2 separate regions of the Homo sapiens genome follow, and region 1 is linked to region 2. A link is a loop called in an ENCODE intact Hi-C map of the cell type or tissue named here. Cell type or tissue: dorsolateral prefrontal cortex. All regions are shown on one strand. Each heading gives the region's core, and the rest is flanking DNA. Links, peaks and the distances in the headings are about the cores only.

The links. Peaks named below come from ENCODE experiments on the same cell type or tissue, not always from the same donor. Only the 100,000 strongest peaks of a DNase experiment are listed, where the experiment ranks them.
Region 1: it touches region 2 in a loop (2.3-fold over the local background); 6 of 110 quality-filtered maps call a loop at or near these places.

Annotation. Positions count from the first base shown.
Region 1 is chr9:78,309,714-78,326,046 of GRCh38, reverse strand. PSAT1 (phosphoserine aminotransferase 1) reads right to left here. Exons shown (of 9, transcript NM_058179.4): 7 at 8,243-8,371. Among named protein-coding and RNA genes, the nearest start is that of PSAT1, 21 kb to the right of the region's middle. In dorsolateral prefrontal cortex, for the core only: no CTCF peak of the experiment used is centred there; a DNase peak (open chromatin) is centred at 6,686; H3K27ac peaks cover 1,784 bases.
Region 2 is chr9:78,360,081-78,376,413 of GRCh38, reverse strand. All of the region lies in intron 1 of LOC107987083 (a long non-coding RNA gene), which reads right to left. Among named protein-coding and RNA genes, the nearest start is that of PSAT1, 71 kb to the right of the region's middle. In dorsolateral prefrontal cortex, for the core only: CTCF peaks have their summits at 6,396 and 6,597 (motif pointing right); a DNase peak (open chromatin) is centred at 6,603; H3K4me3 peaks cover 733 bases.

The DNA.
Region 1 (16,333 bases), core at 4,712-9,711, 51 kb after region 2:
ACATTGAAAATAAACATTCAACGGCTACCCTCTTTTGATATTCCACTGCCTCAGGCTCCCAATGTGAGGCTCCAATCAGAGAGGTGGAGCAACAAAAAGCACATTTAACTTAACAGAAAAAAATTGAAAGCAGGAAGAATTAAGCATCCGTATTTACAGTTCCTCTCCCTGCAATTTACCCATCCTATCATGAAAGTAGAAGATATCACAAAGCAATAATGTCATAAAAGTGAGAAATTAAAGACTAAATTGTCATGCAACAAATATTTATGCACTACCCATGGGAGAGTGTCTCTAGTATGGGGCTGGGGGGAGAAAAAAAGATTAAGGGAAATTAACTGCTTCCAATCTACAGAGAGATGGCTCCGGAGGGAATCACAATTATACGTAGGAAGTGCTGTAACAGCCAAGGGCTGCAAAGGCAGAGAAGCCAGATAAGGAATTCAGCAGCGGCAAGGTTGACAGGTTTCAGGGGAGGGGACAAGGCATGGTTCCAACAGATGAGAAGAAAGGGCATCTGGCAGACAGCTGCATCTGCAAAGGCACAAAGGCTTCCGGCAAGTCTGCTGACTTAACTGGAGCACTGGCTTCCTGGCTGGGGTGGCTGGAAGACCTACAGGGCCGGGGCTGTGGAGTGCCCTGCTGGGAACTGGACTGGATCCTTGAGCAATGAGGAGTAATCCACAACAAAATGCGGTCTGTGTTTTAGAAAAATAATTACAGCACACAGAGGAGAGACTGGGGGGTGAAGAAACTGGGAACGCACAGACCTGCTGGAAAGCTCTTATGAAGAACTTTCTACGGTTCCAGTATCTAATATGGCCACAGTAGTCTTGATGACCAAAATCATTTTTTTCCATCTTTAGGAAGCTACATGGGAACAACCAGATCACACAGCCCTGAAGCTACTGTGCATGTGAATGAACCTGTCTTCTGCTTCATTCCTGAAAGCTGCACCTCTGTTTTGGATTCTATATTGTGTTTGTGTATTTACATTTTGATTCATAGTAATGTCTCATGCTATGGGTTTGCACTGAACGCAAACTGTAAATTAAAAAAAGGAAATGGCTGGAAACAAACAAAAAAAAAGCTTTCTAGGTCAAAAGAACTAGGGCCTGTACCAAGGTGCCGGCACCGAGGAGCTTCAAGCATGGGCGGCAAACTCTAAGCCAGCATGTCCCCGCACCACTCACATAAATGAGTAGGACGGGCCGGTGTGGAAGGTGCAAACAAGCTCTCTCACATTTTAAACGTGGAGGACTAGTCTGAAAAAGAGGCTCTCCCTTTTTTTTTTCCTGAAACATATGGCTATCCCTGTCAAAGTTTCTTTTTCCCATTTTCACAGGCACATGGATTATGGAATAAGAAACCAGATCTCTAAGTATCTTCCAAGAGCCCAATATTGGCTCAAGTTGTGTTTTTAAACATGGGTGACCCCGTCAAGCACCACTGTGGGCTGGATCTAGCCCCTGCTCCCCAGTGAGCAATCAATCCCTGGAGTTAACACCAAATTTCAGAGGTGACCAGGTCTGTTGTTTGAATGGGTTGAGGGCCGAGGTAGGAGAAGGGGCCAAGGCAGACTGAGAGGCTATGTGGGCTATGGATGGGCATGGAACCAGCTGGAAATCCCAGGGCTGCAAAGATTTAAGGAGAAAGTCCAAGTGGGAACCAGGGAAAGAGCCGCACTTCCCAACATCTTGGTGGAGCACGAAGATGTCAACAGGCATTCTGGGAAAGTGGTTCCATGGCCAGAGAAACTTAGGAAAGCTGCATTCACAGAGCTAGGCAGACCTCCTCACTCCTGACTTCCTGAAGCCTCTCAACAGCTCACCGACCACGTAAATGAGGAACCCCAGGAGGTCAGACAGGAACGCAGTGTTCCCCCATGACTGAAAAACCCTTCCTATTGTGGGGATGAGAGTTCCAGACAGTCCCCTCGGAGACACGCTGCTCAGGGACACACCGGGACTTTCCAAGGTACTGGAGGAGGGGAACATGGCAGAGGTACACCTTCAGCCAGGGACACCCATCCCACGAAGGTGGTAAGGCTCAGAAGGGAACGCAAGAAAGTCACAGGAGATGAGCAGGCAGTGAAGAAACATCACTCCACAGTCAGGCCCCTCTGAAAGGATGTGTCAGATACACAGGGAATGAGAAAGAAGAGTATGTGAAGAGAAGCCTACCAAATGCAACCCTATGTAGGCCTCTCCTTACTGCCTGGTTTTGTCAACAAAAAATTAATTTTAAATTTGTACATGATTATGAAAATCTAGAATAAAAATATGAAGATCTGCCACCCCTCTTCCCACAAGAGGTGGCTACCCTAATGGTCTGCTGTGCATTCCTGAAGATCATTTTAGATATACACATGTACGTCTGTGTGCATATGCATGTATACATGTATGTGTGTCTATGTGTAAATATGTATGTATATATAACTCTTGTAGTTTTGTTTTTGTTTTTGTTTGAGACAGGGTCTCACTCTGTCACCCAGGCTGGAGTGCAGTGGTCCAATCTCAGCTTACTGCAGCCTTGACCTCCTGGGATCAAGCGATCCTCCCGCCTCAGCTTCCCAAGCAGCTGGCACTACAGGCATGTACCACCACACCCGGCTAATTTTTTATTATTATTATTATTTGTAGAGACGAGGTCTCACTATGTTGCCCAGGCTGGTCTCAAACTCCTTGGGGTCAAACAATTCTCCCACCTTGGCCTCCCAAAGTGCTAGGATTACAAGCATCAGCCACTGTCCCTGGCCTTGTTGTAGTTTTTAAAGACTAATAGATTTGTCTTTTCCTACACTTGCTCTTGCTCCTTTTGGTCTGATGACATAACACAGTCATCTTCCCATGTCTGCTAAGAGACCCGCTTCATCCTTCTCAATGCAGTCATTCCATATTACCCACAGATCCTCATTGTTTTCATCAGACCCCTACTGATGGGCACAACTGCATATTTCCACCATTACATCTTACATTGGACTTGCTGGTCCCTAATTTTGTGCACACCACTGTACCCAGGCAGAGTGCTGGGGAAGGGTAAATCTGTAGACATCAAAATCCTTGGTCAAAGCCCATGTAAGTTTTGAATTATAATGAGCGCTGCAATCTTTGCTCCAAATTTGTCCAGATTTATACTCTCACCAAAAGTGCATGCCCTTGCTGGCACCAGATGTTATCAATCCTTTTAATGTATGCAGATGAAAGGCAAAACATATCTCATGGGTTTAATCTGCATTTCCTAAGGAACTAATGAAGGTGGCATCTTTCCATTTGTCTATGAGGCAGCTTGCATTTCTTCTGAGTTGTTTCCTCATACTGTTAGCAACCACCACACCCCCACTTTTATTTCCTTATCCTTTTTCATTCATCTGTGGGTTCTTGCCTAAATTAAGGATAGTAACCTTTATGTTTAATATACTACAAAATCTTTCTCATTCTGTCATTTTTGATTCTGTTTATGATGTCTTAAGCCATATAAAATTTTAAAATTTTCATGTAATTAAATACGTCATTCTTTTACTTTATAGCTTGAGTTGTATGTTTAAGGCCTTCTGCACTCCTGGACATAGACAGCAGCAGAGGTTCTGGAATGAGCCTTCCACCCCCATGTTCGTAGCCTGGCTGGTCCCACTTTCCAGCTGCATCCTTGTCCTATCTGTGCTTCTGCTGCATAGGCTCAATGTCTACTTCACAGGGTTGTGATGACAACAAAATGCATTCACATGTGTAAGGTGCCTAGGACTCTGCCTGCTTCATTTTATTTTAGGGTCTTCGCTAGACCCATCACGTGCCTCCTTCTCTTTCCTAAGGCCTGGTACCCACATAAGGTGATAAAGGTGACCTCAGATCCAGACATGGAATCTGTCACTTGGACATCCTTATATAATAAAATTAATATATATTATATACTTATATAATTAATTATATTACATAAGCTTATATAAGCACTGTGTGTCAGGAATATCATAATTGCTTTATATAACAATAACCACAAATAATGATATTAAGAGCTAACATGCAAGGAATGCTTCCTGTGTGCCAACCACTGTTTCTAGCACTTTATACAAATTAACCAGCACAAGAGTCCTCAATCCTTAATGTAAAAATGCTCTCAATCCTTATATTATATATTCTTGATTCAGAAGCATTTCCTTTTAATTCTCTTGACAATTTTAAGAAGTATGTATCATTACCTCCATTGTACAGATGAGAAAACTGTGGCTTAGAGCAGTTAGGTCATTTGCACGAGGTCACACGCACCACCGTGGCAAAATGGGGCTTCTAAGCCCAAGGTGCTAAACGGCCCACGTGGGCTCAACATGGGGTCAGTCAGCACAGTGTGGGTGACTGGGCTATGGAATCAACTTGGAGGCTTCGATGGTTGTCTTATCTAGTCCCAGAATTCCCTGCCAAGGTCACTGGCAGGGCTGGTGAAACCCCCAGCAAACAACCTGGAACTATGTTAAGGAGCTGGTTTACGAGTCAGGGGGCATGGAAGTGGGGAGGGGGTGCATCTTCTCAGAGACAAAAATGAGGAGCAAAGGTGGTGGTAAATTGCAAATTCTAATTCTAGGTATTCCTCTTTAAAAGTGGCCACCTCCCATGGGGCCATGTTGCTCAACTATTTCCATAGTTCCAAAGAAAAGAAGAATTTCCTGAAAATCTAAGTGAGTTCAGGCACAGCCTGGGAGTCTCCAGCTATAAACAGAGGAGAGACAGAGTACAGCCTCCTCTCTACTCCAGTAACAAGGTCCCACAGAACACCAAGTGCCTGGGATGACGCTTTCCAGGCAGGCAACTGAGGGGGTGGTGGGAGTTCCTAGAAAGAGGTTTATTCTTAAAAGGACTGGAAGTCCTGGGTCAAGGCAGTTCAGAAATGAGTGAAGAGCTCTGGGTGTGAAGGATGACCAGATTCCCCAGGAGATGACCTGCCCAGGAGATGACCTGCCTGCCACATTAGTTTGGCAGGCTGCCTTCTGGGAGAGGCCCAGGTTTAGTGCTTGGAGTTAAAGGACCTAGGCGTGGCGGGGGGGGATTCAGGAGAGTCCCAGAATTCCTTCTATGCTTTCTTATTTTGTTCCTGATGCCCTTAATTTTTTTCCCAGTGGTATCACCGTTCTTTCTGTCCTCTAACATCATGTCTACACATCTCCTGAGAAATGTATAGAGCTAAAAGCTAATAGAAAAATTGGTCTCCCGTCCACTATACCCACCAAGTGCTTTTACTCACATTCAGGTTCTCAGCACTTTTTAGGGAGCCAGGGAAGATGATTTATTCTTCTCGGTCTTCCAGGAGCCTAGAACAAGGCTAGTGTACAGAGCAGGTCCTCAGGAGCCATTTTATGGATGGATGGACGGTTGGATGGATGGACAGATGGATAGATGGATGGGTGGGTGGGTGGATGGGTGGGTGGGAGAATGGATGAGTGGATGGATGGATGGATGGACAAGTGGGTAGATAGATGGGCGGATAGGTGGAAGGGTGAATGGACAGATGAGTGGGTGGGCGGGTGGATGAATGAGTGGATGGATGGATGGATGGATAGATAGATGGGTAGATAGGTGGAAGGGTGAATGAATAGATGGGTGGGTGATGGATGGATAGATGGATGGGTGGGTGTGTAGGTAGATGGATAGATAGGTGGGTGTGTGGATGGGTGGGTGAATGGATGGATGGGTGGGCAGATGGATGGATGGATGGATGGATAGATGGATGGATGGAAGATTGATGGATGAGTGGATGGGTAGGTGAGTGGATGGATGAATGGATGGATGGATGAATGGGTGGACAGATGGATGTCTGGATGAGTGGATGGGTGAATGAATGGGCGGGTGGATAGATGGGTGGATGGGTGAATGGGTAGATGGGTGAATAGGTGGGTGGAAGGATGGGTGGGTAATGGATGGATAGATGGATGAGTGAGTGGGTAGATGGATGGATAGGTAGGCAGGTGGTAGATGAATAGATGGATGGGTGGGTCAATGGTGGATGGATGAGTGGATGAGTGGATGAATGTATAGATGAATGGGTAGACAGATGGATGAATGAATGAATGAGTGAATGAGTGGATGGATAGATGGGTAGGTGGGTGGATGGGTGGGTGAGTAGATGAATGAATGAATAAATAGGTGGACTAAACACGCCCTCACACACTTCCACGGACCTTCTTCCCAATCCCAGCATAAACCATGCCCTTCAAGCAGCCCATGTTCTGCTCCCCAAACACACTGTACACTCTTCCCTCAGTGCCTTTGCGGGGATGATTCTAACCTTTCTAAAAGTACTTCTGCCCTCTTCTCTGCCTAATTCCACTCATGACCAGGGCTCATAATAAGCTCATGCAAAAGCCCTCTCTTCACTCCAACCAAAGAGTATCCCCCTTTTCCAGGCTCATGCCACATTCTTTAGCCCTTGGCTATGAAATCTTTGGATACCTACTGCTGATCGTGCACTTTAAATGGCTTCAGTGAGCACAGGCAGGGTATCCTGGCCTCCAAACTCACACATCAAGGTCTAGTGTGGAAGCTTCCCCAGCACTGAGCCCCCAGCCTGCACTTGCTTCTCTGTTGCACAGAACCAGAGAACAGGCAGTAATGCAGAGTGTGTACCCCTTCCCTGAGATGGTGCCTGGGAAAGGAGCCCAAAGGCCAAGGCATCCCGCCAAGCCTAACTCCCCCTGGGCTTGCAGCTGGAGGAGGGCCACTGCATGTCAAGAGCTCACAGAAACAGGCAACAAGCATTGCAAGAACAAAGGTGACAGCAGCATGCCATCCAAAAAGTACACCAGCACTGCCCGCCCATGGGTGGTTATGGAGATGTGTTAGTTAAGTCTTGGCTAAAAAGTACAATCCTAAGTTAGGACAGAGGCATCGTTTTGTCGGTCCCATGTGGCCACTGAATTATCTGAGAGAGGGCAAATTTCCAACTTACCATCAAGCAGATATTTTTGTTACTATAGACTGAACCCCAAAGAGCAATGGCCACTAAGAAGGGGGTTCTCAGTTTGGTGAGTTTAAGCATTTATGTATATGTGTAGGCGCACATACATGTACACAGCAGGAAGTCTGGTCTTTGTATACCTGTAACCACCTTAAGGGAAAGGGAAAAGCAAATGAAGATACCACCTGTTACACTTCTCTGCATCCAAGGCACCGCACTAGGTGCTTCCCATCTGGCATTTTGGTGAAGGGCCTATTGTTGTGGATTGAATGGTGACCCTGAAAAGGTATGCGCATGTCCTAACCCCCAGAATCTGTGAATATGACCTATTTGGAAAAAAAGGACTTTGCAGATGTCATTATGTGAAGGATCTCGAGATGAGATGATCCTGGATTATCTGGACAGGCCCTAAATCCAAAGACCTCTCTTTTTAAGAGACAGAAGGGAAGACACGGCAGAAAGAAGGCCATGTGAAGACAGATGTGGAGGCTGGAGTGATGCAGCCACAAATCAAGGACCACCCTGAGCCACTAGAATCTAAAGGAGGCAAGGCATGGCTCTCTGGAGGGACCAAAACCCTGCTGACATTTTGATTTTGAACTTCTGGCCCCAGAAGAGTGAGAATCAGTTTTCTGATGTTTTGAGCCACTAAGTCTGTAGTACTTTGTTACACCAGCCCCAGGAAACTAATACAAGACCCAGACATTTTCTGCAGAATTCCCAGGTGCAGGGGCAGTGGTTAAGACATACTCATTAATCATTTGTTCATGGGAATATTTAAACTGGAGTCAGCCCATGCCAAAGCCAATTCCATTCACAGACTCTGGGATAACAGCATCTGTCTTATAATAAGGAAAGGAGTGAATTTTCTTAAAAAGGGAAATAACGCAGAAGAGGAGGACAGGAGTATTTGTCCCAAAGATCGCTAACAGGAGTCCTTAAATTGACACATTTCAGAAAGTACATTTGTTTTTTTCCCAGAAGATATACAAAGGAGGGAGTAGACGGGACCTACCCCAGGGAGTGAACTGAGATTCTTCCCCAGGGCGATGTCTTTGGTGTGAGAAACATCACCACCCACTGGGACACAGGTCCCAAAGCCTGAGAGCCCCAGGGTGAGGTACAGGAGGGAAGAACTCACCACCCACTCCCCTGCTCATGGGGCCCAGGACCACACACACTCACCAGTATTTTAATGTCTCAGAGAAAGGTGAATATGTCCACTTTTCAAAGGTACACAGTATATACACAGTTTTAAATTCACAAGAGGCAAAATAGGAGATAAAATCCATTGACTTACACGTAGAATCCTTGAGAATTATCAATAATCTCATAAATTGTTTGAGATTTGATGGAGCTAAGCTTCTCCATGGCCGCGGCACCTCCATTGTTTTTAATCCACTCCAGAACCAAGCCCATGACGTAGATGCTAAAATGAAGATTTTTAAAAAATCCGTTTAGCTCATCTTTGCAAAAGTAGAACTATATTCAAGCAAACTGCTGTTGAAGGTGCATTAAAACAGACTTAAACACATTATTTGAAATAGACAAGATAGTCAAATGCAGTGGCTCACGCCCGTAATCCCAACACTTTGGAAGGCCGAGGCCGAAGGATCGCTTGAAGCCAGGAGTTGGAAAGCAGCCTAGGCAACATAGCAAGACCCGTCTCCATAAAAATTGAAAAATTAGTTGGGTGTGATAGCATGTGCCTATAGTCCCAGCTACTTGGGAGGCAGAGCAGGGAGGAATGCTTGAGCCCAGGGGTTCGAGGCTGCAGTGAGCTATGATCACACCAATGCACTCTAGCCTGGGTGACAGAGCGAGATCCTGTCTCCAAAAAAAATAAAGAAAGAAAATACACAAGACAAAAGCAGGGCCCATGTGAACAAGAGCATGTCATCAAGCAAGGACTAGGGTCAACCCAATTCTAGATCCCTGAGGGCCATTCAGAAAAAGGTTTAATCAGATTTTTCACTAAACATCATATCAGTCCCTCCTTGTCCAGCTTAAGCCCTAATGTAAACTCTTCTTGAGAGCCAGAACACACTTCCTTATCTCCACCAGAAGGCATCAGCAGACCCCAATCCCACCCCTACCCAGAGCGAGCTCTTCACTTCCTGAACTCCCAGAGCGCCTTGCCCATATTACCTGCATAGTTTTTTTCCACTTGCTCTTTTAAGTTTCTGTGTGCCTGTTGTTTGGCCTCTGTGGTCTTGGAAGGCTAGAAGCCCACGCTGTTCATCTTTTCTACCCACATCCTTAGCACAGTGCCTTCCAGCCAGCAGAGAGCACTGTGGCCGAGGGGTTAAAAGGACGGGCTCCCCCTCCCAGTCCTGACTCCCATTGTAGGGCAGCCACTCACTAACAGACTACCCAGAATTAGTCACCTCGGTTTTCCCATCTGGAACCGGGAGATCCACCTACCTGTGGTGGACACCTGGCATTTTATCCACCCTGCTCTTCCCAACTCCACCCTCCAGCCAGTATGCAGGTCCAGCAAGGCCCCTTGGCTCCCTGGTCTCAGAGTTCGGCATAGGACCTAACTGGGCCAATCAGGGCCTTCCCTGAGATTTTCTGAATTGGGTGTGGGGAGAAAGAGTGGGGAGAGCAGAAAAAGCGGCAGAATATTAGTGCAACTGTGAGACAGGAGATGAGAGCCCTAGGGGATCATGTTTCTAGGAAACATCTGAAGAAGGCCCATCTGAAAATGAAGCCAACATTCCCGCTGAGAGAAGCCAGGATCAGAAGTGGAGAGCAGATGGAGGAGGATTTGTGTCCCTGGTTCCAGGAAGTCCAGCTGCACCTGGGCCCTTCCCGCAGCTCAGGACCATCCCTTTCTGAACCAAGTATTTCAACTTCTTCCTGCCAGACCAACGCTTAGCACAGGGCCTGGCACGTGGCAGGTGGGCCACACAAATGGCAGTCAGTAGTCCCTTCAAACTTAAGCTGAAAATATGAAACACTGAGGAGCGGTGCATGGTTTTCCCCAGTCTGAAAACCCCTCTCCTTAAGAAGGTGCTAAAGGCTCCACGTGTACTCAGTAAAAGCTCAGGGCACAGGAGGAGAGGTCGCCCAGGGAAGACACCATCTCCCTTGAGCTGGGAGTCTGGAGGTCAGCTGCCAACTATGCCCTCTCCAGAGGTGTGAATCAAAGATCCCCTATGGGAATTGTGCAAAAATTTACTGGGAGTCAATGCTCAGCTAAGATCTAGGGTGGGGATACCCAGCTGCTTCCTCCTTTATTAACAGGAGGGGACATTATGGGGTCTGGAAAATGCTCTAACAGCCAGCAGCTTGTCACAGGGAAGCCCCCTATACCAACTGGCTCATTCACTGTCTCAAGTGGGACCCAAGGCCTGGGTGCAGTGGCTCATGCCAGCTCATGTTGGCAAAAGCCAACACCGGGCTGCCCAGAGGGGCCTTAGGCAGGGAGCAGCCAGCAGCCACAAACATCCAACAACCTCTCCTGAAGCTTCCCCAGCCTACCTCCCCAGACAGCACTGGGAAGAAAGAGCAAGAGTGGCTGCTGGCAGAAAGGGAAGGCAGGGAGGAAGAGGAAACAGCCCCTGAGAATATCCACAGCCTCAGCGGTAGCTCTCTGGCTAACGTCCAAGAAGTCAGAGGGACAAAAGAGACAGAAGAGAGAAAGTAAGAGAAGGGAATGAGTACTTCCTGAAGTCTACTGTGGCCTCAGCCTATCTTTATTGATCACAATAATCCTCGGGTTAGAGCCACCGTCATCCCATTTTCCAGATGAGGAAACTGAGGCTCAGAGAGGTTAACTTTGCCTCAAGTCATCTGGCAAGCAGCTTAAAGCCAGGACTCCAACTCTAGCCTGTCTGACTCCAAGAATGCAAGCTCTTCCCACAAGTATGCAGGCCCTCTGCTTTGCCAGGGGCTGCAGGGCTCCAGCCACTAGCTCCCCTGCGAGTGGGACTGCAGAGCTATCACCACACACCAGTGACAGTGGCCAAGTCCAGCACACAGCACACATGCACGTGGGTGTGCATTCCAGACACGAGGCTGCCCAGCCCTCTGTTCATCAGATGCTCTGCAATTCCCACTTCACTTCCAACTGCTCCTCTCCCACACCTGCAGCCTGTTCACCCCCCACCTCCACACAGAACCACAGAAACACACCCTGCCATGTGATTGAATCCAAGCAGAGCCCAGGTCACCAACAATACTTCCAGGTGACCAAGCTTCCCTTTTGCCTGAAGCTCTGTGTTAGCCCAGGGTTTCAAAGCTGACATGGGCCCTTGCTGCACTGTGGATTTGGTTTGTCTAAATCCAAAGTGCAGCAAGGCCCATGTCAGGTCCACCGTCCTAGCCAGACCTCAGTACCGACGCCTGAACCCCTAGCTGACTGCTGTGCTCACACTCGCCGCCCATGATCTCTGGCTTTCTTAATGGGATCTGAGGAGGCAAGGCCAGCAGAAAGCTCACCCACTTTTAGGGGCTGCCTGGAGCCAGCACCCATAACTTGGCTCTATGAAGCCTAAACAAGAGGCAGACAACTCAGAAGCAAGCAAGCTGTCCTGAAGACTGAAGACATCCCTGGGATAGGAGGTCCTGCCTCCCCTCCCACCCAGCCCTCTGCAGAGCACTGATGTCTAGCCCCTGTGACTCTACTTAACACAAGATAGGAGGTCCTGCCTCCCCTCCCACCCAGCCCTCTGCAGAGCACTGATGTCTAGCCCCTGTGGCTCTACTTAACACAGGATAAGAGGTCCTGCCTCCCCTCCCACCCAGCCCTCTGCAGAGCACTGATGTCTAGCCCCTGTGACTCTACTTAACACAGGATAGGAGGTCCTGCCTCCCCTCCCACCCAGCCCTCTGCAGAGCACTGATGTCTAGCCCCTGTGGCTCTACTTAACACAGGACCCTCGTGGCTTCCAGTTCTTTATTAACTCATGTTTCAACTCCCATACCGTCTAAAATCTTGAAAACACAAGGGCTCTAAAACGCTTACACAGCTTATAGAGTGGTCTCAATTCTTCCCACTACCAGTGTGACATTTTTAAGACTTATGCCTTCATTTCTAAAATGCCACCTGCAAACACACAGGATAGGGTTCCTAACTCTGCCTATTAAATGATTAAATAAATCGAGGTATGTCCATTCTACAGGACACCATATATATTTTAAAACAAAAAAGGGCCAGGTGTGGTGGCTCATGCCTGTAATCCCAACACTTTGGACGGCCAGTGTGGGAGGACAGCTTGAGGCCAGGAGTTTGAGACCAGCCTGGACAACATATTGAGACCCTGTCGCCATAAATTTTTTTTTTAATGTAGCCAGGCATGGTGGCACTTGCCTGTAGTCCTAGCTACTTAGGAGGCTGAGGTGGGAGGATCACTTGAGCCTACGAGTTTGCGGTTTCTGAGAGCTATCATCACACTGCTGCACTCCAGCCTGCACAACAGAGCAAGACCCTGTCTCTAACAAAAATAAAATTTAAAAGTAAAAAATAAAAATAGGCATTTGAGCTGACATAGCAGAATGCCCATGGTATATTGTGGAGTGGAAAAATAGAATTCACAGAACAATTTGTATGGTAAAGTTCAAGTTCCATTTGCATGATTAAATATATGACTCTGTATATTTGCATATGCCCAGTTAAGAGTCTGTTAGGATACAAAGCAAGCAGTGAACAGTGGCTACCCTGGTGACTCTGCCCACCTGCAAGTCTTTGCTAAGAGTATGTTACTGTTTGTTTCTTTGTTTCTTTGTTTGTTTTTTGAGGCAGAGTTTTGCTGTCACCCCGGCTGGAGTGCAGTGGCACGATCTCAGCTCACTGCAACTTCCGCCTCCCAGGTTCAAGTGATCTCCCGCCTCAGCTTCCAGAGTAGCTGGGATTACAGGTGCACGCCACTACGCCCGGGTAATTTTTGTATTTTTAGTAGAGACAGGGTTTCACCATGTTGGCCAGGCTGGTCTCGAACTCCTGACCTCAGGTGATCTGCCCGCCTTGGCCTCCTGAAGTGCTGGGATTACAGGCGTGAGCCACCACACCCAGCCTAAGAGTATATCACTGTTATAAATTTTTTAAAGCAATACAAAATAGTCCCTGTGCACCAGGGCTTAGAAAAGGACACCAGAAAGTCCCCTGGAAAACTCTCCCTGGCTGTTCTAAGACTCCAGCTCTGCAGATGAGGTTCTGAAGTTGATGTTATGGCACAGTTTTCTCAGGAATCGGTGAATGTAGCCACTGAGTTGAGCACTTTTCCCAGAGGAAAGCTCCCAAAACTGGCTCCACTACACACCCCTCTGTGAATTCCAGGATTCCAGGCATCCCCATCCCACTGGGAGAAGGTAGTCTGGGACCAGTGAAGCCTTCCAAACAGGCCCACAAACTTAATTTGCATGCTCCCATTCTTTTATTTATTTATTATTATTATTATTTTTGAGATGGAGTTTTGCTCTTATTGCCCAGGCTGGAGTGCAATGGCACAATCTTGGCTCACTGCAACTTCTGCCCCCTGGATTCAAGTGATTCTCCTGCTTCAGCCTCCCGAGTAGCTTGGATTACAGGCATGTGCCACCATGCCTGGCTAATTTTTGTATTTTTAGTAGAGACGGGGTTTGTCCATGTTGGTCAGGGTGGTCTCGAACTCCCGACCTCAGGTGATCCACCTGCCTCGACCTCCCAAAGTGCTGGGATTACAGACATGAGCCACTGCGCCTGGCCTGTTCTCATTCTTTTAACAGGTGGCCTAAGATTAATGGTCTATTTGTTTTGTATTTTTATTAGTTACTTCACCTCATACTGCAGCTAAAACAAACGTATGCTTGTGTATTCAGTTAGTCATGGTAAGTAAAAAATATTTTGTGCAGTCAGAAGGGAAGTTTAGGGATCTTTTTCTCTATGCACTAATTGGGGTTAGTGTGTTCTACTGAAGGGTTAAAGAGAACAGCAGTGTGTTCTTTATTCCACTCTAGTTCATCACTCAGGGCTACGGAGCAACGATTTGAAGGCAGTTTTATCCAGCACAATTAAATCAAAGTTCCCAGGGCCTATGGTCATTAGACTCTGTGGGGAAAAAAAAAAAAAGGCGTCTTTTCAAAAGTGAGGCCTTTTCAAGAACTCTACTATGTGATACAAAGTTCTGAAGGGCTCCAGGTACCCCATCAGCCTCACATCACGGACTGGGGAGGGGATTTTGCACACATCTTGATGTCTCCATTTGCAGCTTGTTCTCATTGGGTGAGCAATGATTTTCTAACCTTGCATGGTTTTTGTTTTGTTTTTGTTTTTGTTTTTGTTTTTGTTTTCAGACAGTCTCACTCTGTCACCCAGGCTGGAGTGCACTGGCGTGATTTCGGCTCACTGCAACCTCTGCCTCCCAGGTTCAAGGGATTCTCCTGCCTCAGCCTCCTGAGTAGCTGGGACTACAGGCACCCGCCACCATGCCTGGCTAATTCTTGTATTTTTAGTAGAGACGGGGTTTCACCATGTTGGTCTGGCTGGTCTCGATTTCCTGACCTTGTGATCCACTCGCCTCGGCCTCCCAAAGTGCTGGGATTACAGGTGTGAGCCACCGCACCCGGCCGTGTTCATTCCTTTTTAAAAAAATGCTCTTCAAGGTAACCCTTGAAGAAGGTACCAGAGAGTGACTGTCTGCCCTGCCCCAAGCTGTACCCTGATCGCAACTTGCTGGCCTACAGGCTGTGGGACAGTTCAGGAACAGCACTCTTTCCCTGCCCCCTCCCACCTTCTCACTTCTGAAATGGGTGATGGTCTTGGGCTCCTCTGAAAGCCTCCTCTAGCTGCAAGGCAGGCCCTGGCCCCATCTCCAAACAGGTAAGGACAGCCTCCTGTACCTCTACCTGCCATGTGCAGCCTGACATCTCGGCCCCTTCCCCCGGAGGCCAGCACTTGAGGTCCCCAGCTGCACCCTCACCGCTCAGCCTGCCCAGTTCTTGTGTCCCAGTTGGCCAGTGACCACTGGTGCTTCCCCAGAGGTAAGACAGGCGAGTGGGAGGTAAGACTCAGCCCCACTCCCATCCCTACCATGCATTTTAGAAACATTTCAACCAAGGTAAAAGACAGTAGGGTTTAGAGGTGACCAGGAGAGTGCATCCCAGAACACTCCCCTGAGGAAAGTGGGAGACACAATGTGAGGAGCTGCTGCTCTGCATCGTGTGACCAAGCAGAAACCCAGCAGAATTTTCACCAGAATTCTAACATTGAAAAAAATTCCGGCGGTGGCTCACGCCTGTAATCCCAACACTCTGGGAGGCCGAGGCAGGTGGATCACCTGAGGTCAGGAGTTTGAGAGCAGCCTGGCCAACATGGTGGAACCCCGTCTCTACTAAAAATACGAAAAGTAGCCAGGCATGGTGGCAGGCGTCTGTACTCCCAGCTACTCGGGAGGCTGAGACAGAATTGCTTGAACCCGGGAGGCGGAGGTTGCAGCGAGCTGAGATCACGCCACTGCACTCCAGCCTGGGCAACAGAGCAAGATTCTGTCAAAAAAAAAAAAAATTCTTTCCTTTCCATAGTAAATTATGTAGAAGACATTTTCCCTAAGCAGCACCTGGAGGAGGGGAAGCTCTGACAAAATCCTGGCCCAGATGGAACCACTAACTGCACCAGCCTGAGCCCCCTCTTTCCTACGCTCCTTTAAGAGAACTTCCACCAAGACAAGAAAATCCTGTTGAGAGAAGAGCTGGACTCCAACAGTGAACTATTCTCCTAAGGCAGAATCCTGCAAACACACGCAAATCCACACTCATCCTTTTGCTGGTGAAGAGAGAGCACTAATGGCAGAATGTACATACCCAGGATCTAGAGTCAGATGGCCTGGGTTCACACCCCAGCCAGGCCACTTCCTAAAATATGACCTCGGCTTCCTCACTTGCAAAATGGGAATCATGATCATAACACTGGCTACCTACTAGGGTAGTTGGGAGGATTAAACGGTCATACACATAAAGCATCACCATTCTGCATCATAGTGGCCCTAGAAAGATAAATCTACAAACTCCAGCTCTTCCCTTGTGTCTGCTCCTGCTGAGGCTCTGAGAACTCACAATAACAATAACAACATAGCAGCTAATATTTATCAATCACCAAGTGCCAGGTACTCAGTGCAAAATTTAAAATTTTTATATATATACACAGATTTATTTATATGTATGTTAATCTTCACAGCAACCCAGTGAAAGGGGTACTATTATTACTTCTAGAACCTACCACACAGACATGTTAAGTGACTTGCCTAAGGTCACACAGCTAGTAAATACTAGACTCTCTTAGGCAATTGTAAATCTTAAGAGCCATGAAGATTTTCTCAAAATACCCAAGTTTGGGAGTTATAGGATCCTGAGGCAGGGCAACCCTGCTCTTCCTGAAGTGCTGCAACGCAGCCCCCAGTCAGCGAATGAG
Region 2 (16,333 bases), core at 4,484-9,483:
TGGGAGGCTGAGACAGGAGGATCGGCCAGGAGTTTGAAACCAGCCCGGGCAACATAGTGAAACCCTATCTCTACAGAAAAAAAAAAAAAAAAGTAATTGTAAAACATAGCCAGGCATGGTTGCACGTCTATGGTCCCAGCTACTTGGGAAGCTGAGGCAGGAGGATCACTTGAGCCCAGGAGGTTGAGGCTACAGTGAGCTATGATGGTACCACTGCACTGCTGCCTCAGTGACAGAGTGGGAACCCATCTCAAAAAAAAAAAAAAAGACAAGGACTAAAATTGCTCTATCAGTTTTAGAATCCTCTCAGTCTCCAGTGACAGAGAGCCTGACTGGCATGACAAAGACATCCCCAATTGTCTCATGTAACAGGAAATCTGGGAGAAAGCAGCCCAGATGCAGTGATAATCTAGTCTCAGGGATCCAACTAGCTTCTGTCCAATTTTCTTTTTTTGATAACTCAGGTTTGCAAACCGGCTGCTACTGCTCCGGGCATTGTATCATTGTAACAGTGTGCTACACTAGAAGAAAAGGGTGGGCAAAAAGCTTTCTCCTCAAAAAATAACTTTTATGCCTTTTTATCTGAGAAATTAAAAAGTCAGCTGGATATGGTTGCTCACACCTGTAATCCCAGCACTTTGGGATGCCAAGGCAAGGAGGTGCTCAGGAGTTTGAGACCAGCCTGGGTAACATGGCAAAAACCCCGTCTCTACTAAAAATACAAAAATTAGCCTGGTATGGTGGCACACATATGTAGTCTCAGCTACTCAGAAGGCTGAGGTGAGAGGATTCTTTAAGCCCGGGAGATGCAGGTTGCACAGTGAACTGAGATCACACCACTGCACTCCTGCCTGTGTGATAGAGTGAGACCCTGTCTCAAAATAATAATAAAAAAAAAAAGAAACAGAAAAAGAAGTCTTTCCCAGAAACTGCCAAGGGACTCAGCAGCCAGTGTCATGTAGCCACTTAGAGCTGCACAAAAGGCTGGCAAAAGGAAATGGGACTACTACAACTGGCCTAGACCTCCCTAAGCCATCCCCTAGGGCTGAAAAAGAGCCCTTATTCCCTAAGGTCAAGGGATCTCCACCCCTACCTCAACAAAATAGGGGAGACTTCATGAGAAAGAAGTGGGGGTAATGATAGGCTGTATGGGTCTCTGAGTCATAGCTCCCATGTGTCTAATGACTTTAATGGCCACCAGTAGCTCCTGATGGTCCATGAGATGCACATCACCCACCAGCCTTGACTGGCAGTGGCACCTGGAAGCACGGTGTTGGGAAGTGTCTACAAATGAAGCATTTGTAGGATCCAAGGAAGGAAGTGCTGTGCTTTATAGCAATGGCTGCAGTGCACATGGCATAGGGGACTCACAAGCAGCTGAGTGCTCTGTGTGACCATTCTTTTCTTTCTTTCCTCACAGAATAGTCCCCACCCTGTGACAGGTGAGCTTCAGTTCATCCTAGTCTAATGGCAATTCCTATTTTCTTCCCCAACAAAACTAGTCCCCACACCGTCTCTGCTTCTGCTGCTGGGTATCTGAATGTCATCTGCTCATATTGAGGAGGAAAGGATGAAGCCCCGGAGAGGCATCGGCAGGTGGAATCCCACATTCCTCCTGACATCTGATTGAAGCACAAGTAAAACAAGCCTAATGCTGTCCTCACCAAGTTCTAAAGATGACAAACTGTACTATATACACAACCCTTGAATCAGAACTTGAGATAAATCGATTTGGAAACTTTGTACCTGAAAAATTGTCTCAACCTAAGAGCACCAGTATGTCTGCATCATTTTTAGTATCTATTTTTACAAACCACTTTTCAGAGGCACTATAGCAATAAGTCTAAAGTGTTCCATTTCCAAATCTGAGCATTTTTATGCAAACTTTTCATCTTCCTGGGGCATACGAGTCCAAGAAAAGCATTTCATTTATTGAAAGGTCTGCATTGCAAAGCTTTGCCCTGCTAGAATGCAGGCTCTATGACAGTGGGACTTTTGCCTGGTCTGTTCATTCAGTATCCTCAGCACCTAAGCCACTGCCTTATCTAAAGCGTTCCATAACTACTTTTCAGATTAATGTCACAGGATGTCCATTCCTCCTGTGCTATGTGATGTGTCCTCTACCACTTTCCCCTTGAAAATTAAGGTCTTGATGGAGCATCCTTTGACATCAGTGGCATGCCCCAGATGAGAAACAGGGCTATGTAGAAGGCAGGCAGGTTGAGTCAAAGCCATCTATTCAGTGTTAGGTGAAAGACTCAGGAGACAGAGCATGCAGCACAGGCACTGGTTATAGGTCCATAGGAACAGCTTTCTTCATAAGGAGCCATGCTGTGCCAGGAAGTCACTTAATAACAGCAAACACTTATATAAGTGCCAGGCCCGGTTGAAAGTGCTTTATTTACATTACCTGGCTTAATCCTCACAACAAGTCTATCAGGGAGATGCTGTTACTGTCACATCCTTTAACAGATAAGAAAACCGAGGCACCAAGTTAAATCGGCTGCTTGACGACTATCACACACACAGCAGCAGAACCTAGTCTACAAAACTGTAGACACAGAACCTAGATTCCTGGCACCCTGGTTTAAGTATCTGTGTGCATGACGTCTTCATCACAAGGTGGCCACTTTGGCTTCCGGGACCTCAGCCTTCTCTTTGTCAAAGCCAGGAGAAAGCGGGGTAGGATGATCGATCAATGGCTTTCCAACCATCTCAGCTCTAGCACTGTTTTTCAAAATAAATCTTACATGACCGACCAAATTCATAAAAACACAAAAGAGGAAGGTGGTTTACCAGGGGTTTGGGATGGAAGGGTCGAACGGGGAGTGGTTATTCAAAGGGTATAGAGTTTGTTTTGCAAGTGGAATAGTTCTAGAGATCTGTTTCACAGCAATGTGAATATGCTTTACTGAACTGTACAACTAAAAGTGGTTAAGATGGTAAATTTTACCTTCTATGTTCTTTATCACAAGAAAAAGAAGAAATTTTACCTGGCAGCTCGATAAGAAAAACAGGGGCAGGGCTGCCTGATTTAGCGCAAGCAGGGGCCCAAGATCCTAGCCTCTTGGCTTTTCCCAGATCCTTTCACCACCTCCACAAGAGCAGCCCCTAAGGCGGTTCCTCAGAGTACACGTTTAAAACCACAACACAGGACAACCTCTAAATTCTTTTTATGGTGATTCCAAAGCCTCAGATCAGATCATGCCTTCAAAAATCTCAATCTCAAAAACCCGCGGGGCCCCTCCATGCATAGATCATTTATAACTCCCCATCATGGTTCTTGAGATCTTCCACAATGTGGCCCCAGCTTAAGTGACCCCCTGAATCCTCCACTCCAGTCACATCTGACTCCACTCTTCGGCTTACTGGGTCAGGCACTGGCACGCCAGACATCACGATGTCCAATTTCCTGCTCCCGTTGCCTGCTAAATCCCATTTCCCTAGACTCTCCTATTCCCCTGTACTCAGAAATTATCACAACTGTCTCTTGAGCCTCTGTTCATTGCCTGTCTCATCCTCATTTGTGAAACAAAGGTGGTGCACTCAACTGGTACCCCAGCTCCAAAGGCTCTTTTGATTCCTACCTTAGCTATGGGTGAGACTTGATCTTCATCTCACTGTCACTCTGACAAGCTGCCCAATTCCCCTACCCTCTGTCTGTCCTGAGGGTTTTACAAGTACCCGGGACTCTCGGATGGAAGAGTTGGTGGGGAACAGTTGGGAAGAGACTCAGGTACAGAGGAGCTGTTGGTGATACCTCCTGCCATGGTTCTGACCCCAAGGAACAGGGAGAAAGTGGATACTAGGGAAGACAACCTCAGCCATGATCAGCCTGTAGGAAGGAGCACCACAGAAGGTAAATGGGAACACAGAGTCTCATTTTGTTGCCCAGGCTGGAGTGCAATGGTGCAAACTCGGCTCACTGCAACCTGCCTCCCAGGTTCAAGCGATTCTCCTGCCTCAGCCTCCCAAGTAGCTGGGATTACAGGGCATCACCGCACTAATTTTTGTAATTTTAGTAGAGTTGGGGTTTCACCATGTTGCCCATGCGGGTCTCAAACTCCTGGCCTCAAGCAATCTGCCTGCCCCGGCTTTCCAAAGTGCTGGGATTACAGGCATGAGCCACTGTGCCCTGGCACACGTTTTTAAGAAATAATCCTGACTAAAGCACAGAACAATTCTTATCTTTGTCTGTGAAGCTCCTTGCATCTTCCTGGAGTCCTGCAGTGACTGATGTTTCCATCATGTGTTCGCTCCACCAGCAGCCACAGTTGCCTGCCACTCACTACAGCACCCCCATCGCATACTCTGACCCAGCCCACGTAGAGTTGGCCGGAAGAGGGTACAGAATAGGAAAATAAGGCATCTGAAAGGGAAATGCATGCTTCCTAGTTTAGATCTGCATCAACTCCTTTGCCCAATACAGGAAATTATTTGGCTACCCAAACACAGTAACCCATTTCTCTTTGTTTGGGAACATGGTGATTATATACACAGGAGAGGGAGTAAATAAGATAAAGGACATAATGTGAGCTAGATTTTTCATTTGGTGAGCAGAATGAAAATCATTTGAACATATCCCTATGGAAAAAATAATCAATTTTTCATAGACTTGCTATAGGTTTCATAAAATATATTGCACACATATTTTTAAAGTAAGAAAGTGGCTTTTTAATGATACTTAAAATATACAACATGGCAAGATTTAAAATGTGTTGGAGGCTTGAAGTTTGGTACTGCCTGCTAAAATATAGATGATATGGATAAGCCTGTCTTCTTGGGATAAATGTGAGAACTAGTTTATCTTATTATAAAGCTAATAGGAAGGAACTTGGTATTCAGGCAGTTGAGTAATTGGTATAAATCCTCCCAAGATAGTACATCCCCTAAACTTCTACCATTTAGCGGTTGCCTATTGGTCTGTGTGCATTAAATAACTACTCTTAACCCAGAGGCTAGCAAAATATTGTTCACGTAGAAAAAGTCAACCAAAAGCGGAGTAAGCATGGTCGCCACCAATAGAAGTATGAACACCACTCGTTCAACAGATACTTCCCAAGCAGTGCTCTAGGGCGAGAATATAGACACACAATCAAGGTGGTCTGGGTTTTCAATCCCTCTTCCAGGCAGACTAGCTCAGCTTTTATGAGCAACTGGCTCGATTTTCTACAGCGATGGGCAAGCTTTTCACAGGAACACATCTCCATTGAAAGTGAAAGTAGTGAAAGTCCATGCCCCATAGCTTTGTCCAGCCTCTTACAAGCATTTAACGCAGATCTACAGGGCACAGGTAAGAACATAGAGGACAAACGCAACTGGAGAAACAGACATCTTCAAAGCCACTGCTGGTGGGTCGTCAGGGCCCTCCCTGTCCACAGAGCACAGGCTGCCCATTTGTCACAGTTATAAAAATATCAAGGTTTTTTCTCCACTCTCTGCCAAATAGGGATGTGCCTGGCATGTAAATAGCACTTCGTATATATGAATGAATGGGTGGATTAAAGAGAGAGACAATAAAGATTTTTAAAATGTACTTGCAGCAGATCCAATAGATGAAGAGCCAAGTTTACCAGAAAAATCACTCAGGTTTGCTATTCTTTGTTACACAATAAGTTAAATACTATTTCACTCTTTTGTGTCTAGCACCTTGCTTCAAGGAGCTATGATGACATTAAACATCACTGACTTCAGAGAATTTAGAGTCTAGCTGAGAAGACAAGTAACATGCCAAACTTATGATACCAAAGGTCAAAGAATGAGGAGTTTGCAGAAGGAAAGGTCACTTCGGACCAAGTTGGCTGAGAGGACTTCTGGGAGCCTTAAGAAGGACTTTAACAAGGGCATGGAAATATGGTAGGCTTTGAGTTACTAAAGGGTCACAGGCGGCATTTCACAGAGGTAGAAAAACAGAAACTAAGAGAAGCAGAAATAAGCATAGAGTTGGCCCGATAGCAATGACAGACCGCACCTGTCCTAATCCAGAGCTGTAGGAAATAGAGCTCTTATAGGGTGGGACCTTCAAGTGGAAGAAAGGATAACAAGCTGCCTGTGAAGTTGATTTGTTACATCGGGGAGGCATTCTAGGATCTTGAGTATGAGCGACAGGGAGTTCCTTCAGCATGATGAGAATTCACTGTAGGATTCCTTTCAAAAGCATGCTCCCCCTGACATTGAGTTAATGATTTCATTTGCACTCAGCTTTTCAATATCCCATCTCAGTCGTTCCCAATTTATGGACCACAGAGTTATGGCAGAGGTCTCTGAAGTCATATAAGCACTGCCTAGAGAGCAAGGAAGAACTCGCTCCCATACAGTGCCACTATTTTGTTCCAATAGACGTAGATACTGTGTGAGACATAAAATGCAAATGCATTCAAAAGCAACAGTAACCTGAGTTGCCTCAGGCACAAGCCTATGGCTACATATGAAGTCACTTCATCAATAACCCAAATGTCACTGGCTCCAATCTTCCCTGCTGCTCAAGCAGGACCTCAGCCTCCAGTAAAATGCCCTCTCCGGCATCTCTAGGAGTTCCCAGGGATTTTGCACTCATCCCTGCAAACAATCCCGTCCTCACCAGACAGCCACTGGGTGGCGCTGTGTCTGCACGACTTCATCACACACTCCCAGACCTGGGACCCCAGCTTGGCTAAAGTTACAGGATGGTTTACTTGGCGTAATAGGCAGAAACTCCTCATTCCTCTTCTGAGCTATTACTCCCAAGTAATATTTGTGCTACAATATATTACTGAGGATTTTTTTTTTTTTTAGAAAAATAGCTCCCCCAGTTTTTACTTACAACCCCTCAGCCATAAATGAAAACGGTTTTTCAACATGAATCCAGTGGAGATGGGTCAGGAAGAAAAATACCAGGGACAGATCAATCCCATGCTATGCTCCCAATCGCCCCTCCCATAATCTGCTGTTAAAATTTGCATCCTCTTTCACCTAGCAAATTAAACTAAGTGAGCAAGGAAACAAAGTGTAGGAGGATTTTCACTGCAGATTATTTGCAAGAGTGAAAAACAAGAAACAACAGAAACATCTCCTGGTACAGAAATGGTTAAAATAACTCCAGAATATAGGCAGCTGTTAAGAACAATGAGGTTGGCTTGTAAATATTGCTACAGAAGATCTCTAAGATGCATTGTTAAATGGAACAAGCAAATCAGAAGACATTAGGTTTCGTGTGGCCCAATTTTTTTTTTTTTTTTTTTTTTTTTGAGACGCAGCCTCACTCTGTCACCCAGGCTGGACTGCAGTGGTGAAATCTCAGCTCCCTGCAACCTCCGCCTCCCAGGTTCCAGTGATTCTCCTGCCTCAGCCTCCCAAGTAGCTGGGATTACAGGCACGCACCACCATGCCCAGATAATTTGTGTATTTTTAGTAGAGACGGGGTTACCCCATGTTGACCAGGCTGGTCTCGAACTCCCGACCTCAGGTGATCTGCCCGCCTCGGGCTCCCAAAGTGCTGGGATTACAGGCATGAGCCACTGCACCTGGCCTAGTGTGGCCCCATTTTTAAAAATCGGTGAGGTAGATATACATAGCTACGTGTTCATGTCCAGAACAAAACCTACCGAAGTATTGACAACCTTTCTCCTTTCTTCCCCATCCCTAAAGAGAAGTGTTTCCTTACCACTTGGATCCCTCAAGAAGTGATTTGGGAGATAATAATAACAAGTGTTAGAGTCCTGGACTGGCCAGATGGTTTTACACGTAACAACATGAAAGAGGAGCTAGTGGATGAAGGGTAGCGTCTAGCTAGGAGGTAGAGAAAAAGAGGTACCTAAGAGCGTTTACAAGGAGAGGAAATGGAGATCTTGGAGCAACTGCCACAAGACTCGGCCCAGGGAAGAGAAAGCTGGGTAAAGTAGGGTTTAAGTAAATTTTGCTGTGTCATGCACCGTGTGATCCTTTCAGAGTCCGCAAGTAAATCTATAACAAAGATCTAGAACACCCACAGAGGTCTTGTGATCAGATTTGTGTTTCTTTTGCATGTTTCTGTGCTGCCCATTAAGTGAGAGCAAGAAGCCTAGCTTAACATTGCAAATGGATAAAAAATGCAAGGAAGGCTGGGCGTGGTGGCTCATGCCTGTAATCTCAGCACTTTGGGAGGCTGAGGTGGGTTGATCATCTGAGGTCAAGAGTTCAATATCAGCCTGACCAACATCGTGAATGAAACCCCATTCCTACTAAAAATACAAAATTTGCGGGGCATGGTGGTGCATGCCGCTGATCCCAGCTACTTAGGAGGCTGAGGCAGGAGAATCGCTTGAATCCGGACGGCAAAGGTTGCAGTGAGCCGAGATTGCGCCACTGCACTCCAGCCTGGGCGACAGAGAAAGACTCAGTCTCAAAACAAAACAAAACAAAAAAATGCAAGGAGGGCGGCCTAAGATACTGCCCAAGTGATCACACCTCTGCAAAATTAGGTATAGTGGGCTTTGCTACAATGAACATATATTGCATTTGTAATTTTAATAGGCACAGATTTTACTTACACTCAGGACCAGGAGTAGGGTGGGTGAGATAAATTTAACAAGACCCTCACTCTCAGGGTCTTGCCCACTCAGAGGAGGCATATGACCACCCCTGTAAGGAAGTGCCTCCTCAAATTTTGCACCCTGGCCACCCTGCTTGCTCCATGGTAGTCCTGGCCCTGCCTCCCCTCTTCTTGTGACCTATCACAGTCCTGGATCTCATTTAACTTCAATCTGGGACACCATCCCCTACACACATTATACACAGTACTTTGTCATTTCAAAAACACTTTCATACGCATATTTCACTGGCTATTCACAATAATCTCTGAGGATGACAAGACTGGTATTATAATTTCCATTCTACAGATGAAAGACCAGAAATCCCAAGGTCACACTGCTGGCAAGTGGCATCAAACTCAGCCCAGTTCAGCTGACTCCAATGCCTCTATCTCCTAGAGTTTTCTGATGCCAGGGACAAAACATAAAAAATAAAACTTATATTCTCTTATGTGTCTGAATGGGTGAATCTCTGAAGTGAAACAAGCCCAAAACCCAAATATTCACCTCTCCCATCAAATAAGGACCTGCATCTTCCCTCCCCACCCTCCCCTTGGAAACTATAGGATACAGAAGCCCACAGGTGATAAAGTTCTAGCCCCAACGGCTGCCTCACTAGGTAGGCTAGGTAGGCGCAGCCCCTCTGAATTTTTAATTAACTGCAGCCTTTCTAGGGGGCTTACTAAGCAGGGCCTGGCGGCTGAATGGCACCAGGTGTGAACCACAGGAACTCTTTGGGAGTTGGGGTGGGGCATCTGCCCAGGAGACATTAGTCTAAGAGAATCTCCTAGAGTCAGACAATCCCAGCAGGAACTCATGCAGCTAATTGCGGTCAGCATCTCTAGCTTTTCCCCTGGAATGACAGCAAAGAAATACTGTAGCAGCTAGCCCAGAGTCAGCCAGGTGGCCTGCTGCCCAGCAGTTTGCTTAGGGAGTTATCAGACCCTGAAGTACCCTGTGTCCATCCCGCTATGTTTTAGGGTATTAGCAAGATCCCAACATTGCATTTCATAAAAGTGAATATCCCTCCCCCTGCCCTCTGCAGAGTTTATTTTGGTTGTAAAAGAATACATGCTTATTCTCATAGATTTGGAAACTATTGAAAATTATATAGAAAATACTTAACCAAAAATACTACACAGAAATAATTGCTGTTAATTTATCAGTGTGTTATCGTCTATGTTTTGCTTTTCACTAAATAGGATTCACACTACATATTTCGGTTTTTAGTTTAGATTCATGGGGTACATGTGCAGGTTTGTTATGTGGGTATATTGCATGAGACTGAGGTTTGGGCTTCTAATGATCTTGTTGCCCAGGCAGTGAGCATAATACCAGCTGGTACTTTTTTAGAAACTGAAATTGAAATATTAAATCAGCAAAACACTCAATTTCCAATTTTTTTTTCTTAAAATCTAAATCATGCTTGGCAGAATTCATCCTGTTCTTGTTTACCTGATTCCCTAAAAAGAGTACAGATCCCTTTCCCTCTAGCCTGGTTCTTAGGTACACTATTTTTTATTGTATTTTATTTATTTAGTTATTAGACAAGCCTCTGCCTCCCTCTTCTGTTGAAAAGGGGAATAACTTGCAGCCAACACAAATTCTAAATTTGAGAAAACATTAAAACGAAACTCTATCCTGGGATGTTTATATAAGCTGTGCAAAGTGGCCGTAAAGAGGGTCTGGTATTACAGTACTATCCATATAACACTCAAATTAATACTTCCCAGAAAAAGTAAACTTTAAATCAGATAAGATCAGATCAGGATAAATTGTACACCCACCTGAGTAGCTGAACAAAATCAATGAAGTGATTCTTTGGTCACTGGACTAAGAGATTCAAGATTGATTTTTCCCCCTTTTAGTAAAATATGAAACTCCCTTGTAACTTGAAGTATTATTGGAGTCCTGTATCTTATGAGGATTTATGTGGCAAAGGCATAGCAATTTATCTAAAAACTTTCTTTCAACAGCTATACAGATGGCTGAATTTGCATGATCTCATCAGGCAGTGATTTCTAAAAGCATTAACCTCAGAAATAGGGGGGAAGAAAAGGTTTCCTGCTAAGTACCAGGGTTCTCAATCACAAAATTAAGTATTCCTTTGCAAACTCAGTTATATCCTAATCAGTTATGACCTCTTGCAATATTCAGTGGTCTGCAGGGAATTTTGAGTTTCTAAGGGGCTTTCTGCTGTCCTGGAAGCACTCTGTAATAAGATTGCTTTATAGGAAGTTTTTCTTTTTGACAGAGCTGCTTATGCACCGTGGAGTATTGTTGTAAAGACTTAGCCTGGCTCATCTTATCCATGAGTGGTTGCTGCCTTCGGATCATCTGATGTGTATACTGTGCTTCTCCTCTTACTGAGGGTTGCCAATATTAAGCACTGACCTTGTATTAGGCCCTCTGCATATATGTGCATGCTAACAATTAAACATCATTATCCTCATTTCTGAGGTAAATAAACCGAGGATTAAATGTAACTTACCTGAGATGGTGATCGTTCACAAGGCAGTGCTGAGAAGCAGACCCAGACAGTGAGAAGGAGAAGAGAAAAAAAAAAAAAAAAAAAAGTCTGTGCTCTTTTTAAAAGAGGAGTAGAGGAGCTCTACTCCTCTTTTAAAGGCTCTCCCTCACCTGGCAGGAAGGCACACCTGAGACCACTCCTTCCGTGGTGATGAGAATCACCTGCGAAGCTTGCTCAGCACAGCTTCCCACCCCCACCCCTCTCCCTCGCCCCAGAGATTCTGAATCAGTGGGTCTACACTGGGCCCAGAAATTGTCTTGTTAACAAATGATCCAGGTGATACTTATCATCAGGCAACTGTGGGAATGGTCTTAGACCACGAGTCACCAGCGTAAAGGGCTAGAGAGTATTTTTCTGTTGTCAGAGAGTTGAGTTCAGTACTCAACCTGGTAGTAGTGCCACACGAGCAGCCAGAGATCATTTGCAAATGAATAGGCATGATTGTTATCCAATATTTTACTTATAAAAACAGGTGGCTCCCAGGCGCAGTGGCTCACGCCTGTAATCCCAACACTTTGGGAGGCCGAGGCAGGCGGATCACGAGGTCAGGAGATTGAGACCATCCTGGCTAACATGGTGAAACTTCGTCTCTACTAAAAGTACAAAAATTAGCTGAGTGTGGTGGCACACGCCTGTAATCCCAGCTACTCAGGAGGCTGAGGCAGGAGAATCGCTTGAACCAGGGAGTCAGAGGCTGCAGTGAGCCGAGGTCACACTGCACACCAGCCTGGTGACAGAGTGAGGCAAGACTCCGTCTAAAAAAAAAAAAAAAAAAAAAACACCAGGTGGCTGGCTGTAGTTTGCTGACCCCTATCTTAGACCATTCATAATACCTTTTTAATACCATTTTTTTTTTGAGACAGAGTTTTGCTCTTGTTGCCCAGGCTGGAGTGCAGTGGTACAATCTCAGCTCACTGCAACCTTTGCCTCCCGGGTTCAAGCGATTCTCCTGTCTCAGCCTCCCAAGTAGCTGGGATTATAGGCGCCCGCAACCATGCCTGGCTAATTTTATATACATATATATATATATTTAGTAGAGGAGGGGTTTCACCACGTTAGCTGGGCTAGTTTCAAACTCCCGACTTCAGGTGATCTGTCCGCCTCGGCCTCCCAAAGTGCTAGGATTACAGGCATGAGCCACCACGCCCGGCCCATAATACCATTTTTAAAAAGCCTTTAATGCTCACTAGTGGTCAACTCACTAAGGTTGTGTCTTAACAGGCAACTGACTTACAAGGGCATCTTCCAAACGCCATGAAACATCACTCATGTTGAAGGATAAAGTCAGAGCTATATCTTCCCTCCCTCTTCAAGAAGCAGCACTTTTAATGTCAGATGGAGGTTGCTGATCTCCTCTGTCTACATAACTACAAGACACAGGGAGAAGACTTGGTAGGTCCAGCACAGACAGGTAAGCAAAGCTTGCAACTTGTCATATTGGTGAATGTGTTAGGCAGAATTCTAAGATGGCCTCCAAGATTGGCATATCCCGGTGTAGACACACTTCTTCAAATTATTTAACCACACTGATTTAGGTGCTACTCTGAAAGGATTTTACAGATGTAATTAAGGTCCCAAATCAGTTGACCTTAAGGTAGAGCAATTATCCTCATAGGCTTGATGGAATCAACGGAGCCCTTGAAACCTGAGTTAGGGGTCAGAGACAGGCCAGTCAGAGAGAATCACAGTGGAAGGAGGGGCCAAAGTAGAGGGGAGAGTGTCCATTGCTGGCTTAGAGATGAAGGGGTCTGTGGGGCAAGGAAGGTGGGTGGCTTCTAGGAACTGAGAGCACCCCAGCTGACAGCCAGCAAGAAACGGCTTCTAGTCCTGCAACCATAAGGAAATGAGTTCTGCCAACAGCTACTGAGCTTGGAAGAAGATTCCAAGCCCCAGATGAGATCCAGAGCCCTGGCCAATACCTTGACATCAGCCCAGTGAGTCACGGAGCACAGCAGAAAATTCAGCCACACCATGCCTATTCTTCTGACCTATAAAAATTGTGAGCTCATAAATTTTTATTGCAGTAAACTGCTACATTTCTGATACATAGCAACGGAAAACTAATACAGAGAGGCCTAGAGCTTTGATGTCTGAATTACTGCTGGTGATAATTAAGTTCAACAATTTCTGGTTTTAAGCGAAAATGGAAGTGTCCCCCTTAAAGCCATATTCATTCGTTGGACGTGGATTCTCACGTAACTCCAGCCGGAGTGCAAGCCCTCCTCTTACGAATGTGACTGTCAAGATGCAGACTGTGATACTTGCAAGCTTATTTCAATACACTTGTGATATGCAAAGACTCAAACCAAATCTCGGGATGAATGGATGAGAGAGTATGAAAAGATAAAAAAGGAGTTTACATCTTGGACAAGATACAGATATTTGAAAAATTAACTTTTAGGAAGTATGATAATTGAAATATAAGAAGACTGTACCAGAGCTCAGAAAACAGGGCAGTTAATTCTGAACAAGAGTTCCAGCTTACATGATAAGGACACAGTATAAACATAATAGAAACATACAGTATTTTAAAGGACTACGATGAAGCTTCAAGTGGAAAATGGTGGGGATTACAGGGAGCTTTGAACTATGCTCTTTACACAATGAACCACCCAGGGCCCCTCAAGCTACTCCTGCATCCCAGGATTTAGTAGCTCTGACCACCATGTAATCTTTTGGGGTACCTATTATTGTGTTTTTTCTGGGTTTTTTTGTTTGTTTGTTTGTTTGTTTGTTTTTTGAGACAGAGTCTCGCTCTGTCGCCCAGGCTGGAGTGCAGTGGCACGATCTCAGCTCTTTGCAAGCTCCGCCTCCTGGGTTCATGCCATTCTTCCGCCTCAGCCTCCCGAGTAGCTGGGACGACAGGAGCCCGCCACCACACCCGGCTAATTTTTTGTATTTTTTAGTAGAGACAGGGTTTCACCGTGTTAGCCAGGATGGTCTCGATCTCCTGACCTCATGATCCACCCGCCTCAGCCTCCCAAAGTGCTGGGATTACAGGCATGAGCCACAGCACCTGGCTGCTTTTTTTTTTTTTTAACTCTCTCATGAAGATGGCTGATGTTCAGTTGAGTCCAGAAAAGCATTTGATTTGCCTGTTGTTGTCTGGGGATGCCCTTACTGAATGCATGAGAAGTCATTCAACATCAAAGATCATTCAGCCATAGACGTGAGAGCCACTGTCACCTTATATAATTACAATAGCCAGTGTCCCCTTAAAATTTTCCCCAGAGCAAAATAACAGAGATGGGGAAGGCTGGAGGAATGTAGGAACATGGGCTTAATATGGAGGAGTTTCTATTGGCACCCGCTCCCAAGCAGCCTTTTAACAGAGATGTTTAATTGATCTTTATTGAGCAGCACCTTCCCTTCTGCTTATAAAAGAAATGACCACTCTTCCCCCTGTTTTTTTCTGAAGAAGTTAATAGCTCAGTTTTCTTTTTTTCTTTTTTTTTTGCTCTGTCTCCCAGGCTGGAGTGCAATGGCGTGATCTTGGCTTACTACAAGCTCCGCCTCCCGGGTTCATGCCATTCTCCTGCCTCAGCCTCCCAAGTAGCTGGGACTACAGGCGCCCGCCACCACGACTGGCTAATTTTTTTTTTTTTTTTTTTTTTTTTTTTTTTTTTTTTTTTTTAGCAGAGACAGGGTTTCACCGTATTAACCATGATGCTCTCGATCTCCTGAGCTCGTGATCCGCCTGCCTCGGCCTCCCAAAGTGCTGGGATTACAGGCGTGAGCCACTGCGCCTGGCCTCAGTTTTCTCTTACAGCAGAGATTTTTAATGACCGGGAGGCTATCATAAACAGAGGTTATTGTCCAAAATAGAAGCCACATCATAATCAGCCCTCACCGTTGAGACTGGTTCGCTTGCATCTGTTGATTTTCGGAGGGGCTTTTCCCAGCTCACAATTGCATTGTTCCTGCCACTCAGGGTCTGCTGTTCAATTAACAAATGCCTTCAGCAAAGTAATTTATAGGCTTTTGCCAAAGACCCTTGAGGATGCTGTAATGTGTATTGATTTGAGCCCATCATGCAGTGGCTCCCGGACGAGGCCTGAGCGCTGGACCCTAATCGTTTGCACACTTTGCACAAGAATATTTTGTGGGTATAAACAGGATCATTTCATACTTCCAGGATTCAGTGTAAATAGAGCTGCTGCTTGGTAGCTATGAAGAGTGGTTAAGAGCAAAAGTAATACTTTCCAAGTTACTTTAGTTCATTTTTAAATAAATAAAGGGCTTTATTGGTATTAGCATTAGTTCTTGAAATAACCTTCAAAGAAAACAAACAGGTATTAAAATGTCCATTTTACAGCTAGAAAATTGTGAATTCAGTGTTCCTTCTAGTAGACTCTTTGAGGAATAGAGTTATCAGTAAACTAGAGACTAGTGCTTGCTGCTACAGTAAACTATTATATCCCAGGACTTGTTCTAGAGTTACAGATTTTCTCTGCTCCTTCTCTGACGGCTGGCTTTACCTCCTGTCACCTGCCACTCCCTCCCCACCCCTCCAAGTTGCATCTTAAGTGCAGTAGGCACTGTGGCCATAATTTCTAAACCTAATTTGGGAGCCTGTTGTATGAAAATGACATGCTCTTAGGTGGACCACCAGACAAAAATGTTTAAAATCATGATTGTCCACAAAAATCTAAGATACATGATCACTGTCAGAGTGTGGCTCTAACCTGCCCCTCAATAGCTAGAAAAGGAAAGTGAAGGAAGGGAAACACCTACTGTTTATTGACATGGGAACATAAATAAGGTAGATGCAAAACTGGGCCTGAGCTCTTACCTTGAATCTGATGGAGAAGGAGAAGGGCTTTATGCCTGAGATTGTGGTTCTCATTTCACCTGGTATCACAGTTAAACACAGCCTATGTTAGGTTCTTTTTTTTTTTTTTTTTTTTTTTGAGACAGAGTCTCGCTCTGCCATCCAGGCTCGAATGCAATGGTGCAATCTCGGCTCACCGCAACCTCTGCCTCCCGGGTTCAAGCTATTCTCCTGCCTCAGCCTCCCAAGTAGCTGAGATTATAGGCAGACACCACCACGCCTGGCTAATTTTTGTATTTTTTTTATAGAGAGGGGGTTTTGCCATGTTGGCCAGGCTGGTCTCGAACTCCCAACCTCAAGTGATCCACCTGCCTTGGCCTTCCAAAGTGCTGGGATTACAGGCATGAGCCACCACGTCCAGCCTATGTTAGATTATTTCCCAGTGTTATAAACTGAATTGTGTCCCCCCCAAAATTCATCTGTTGA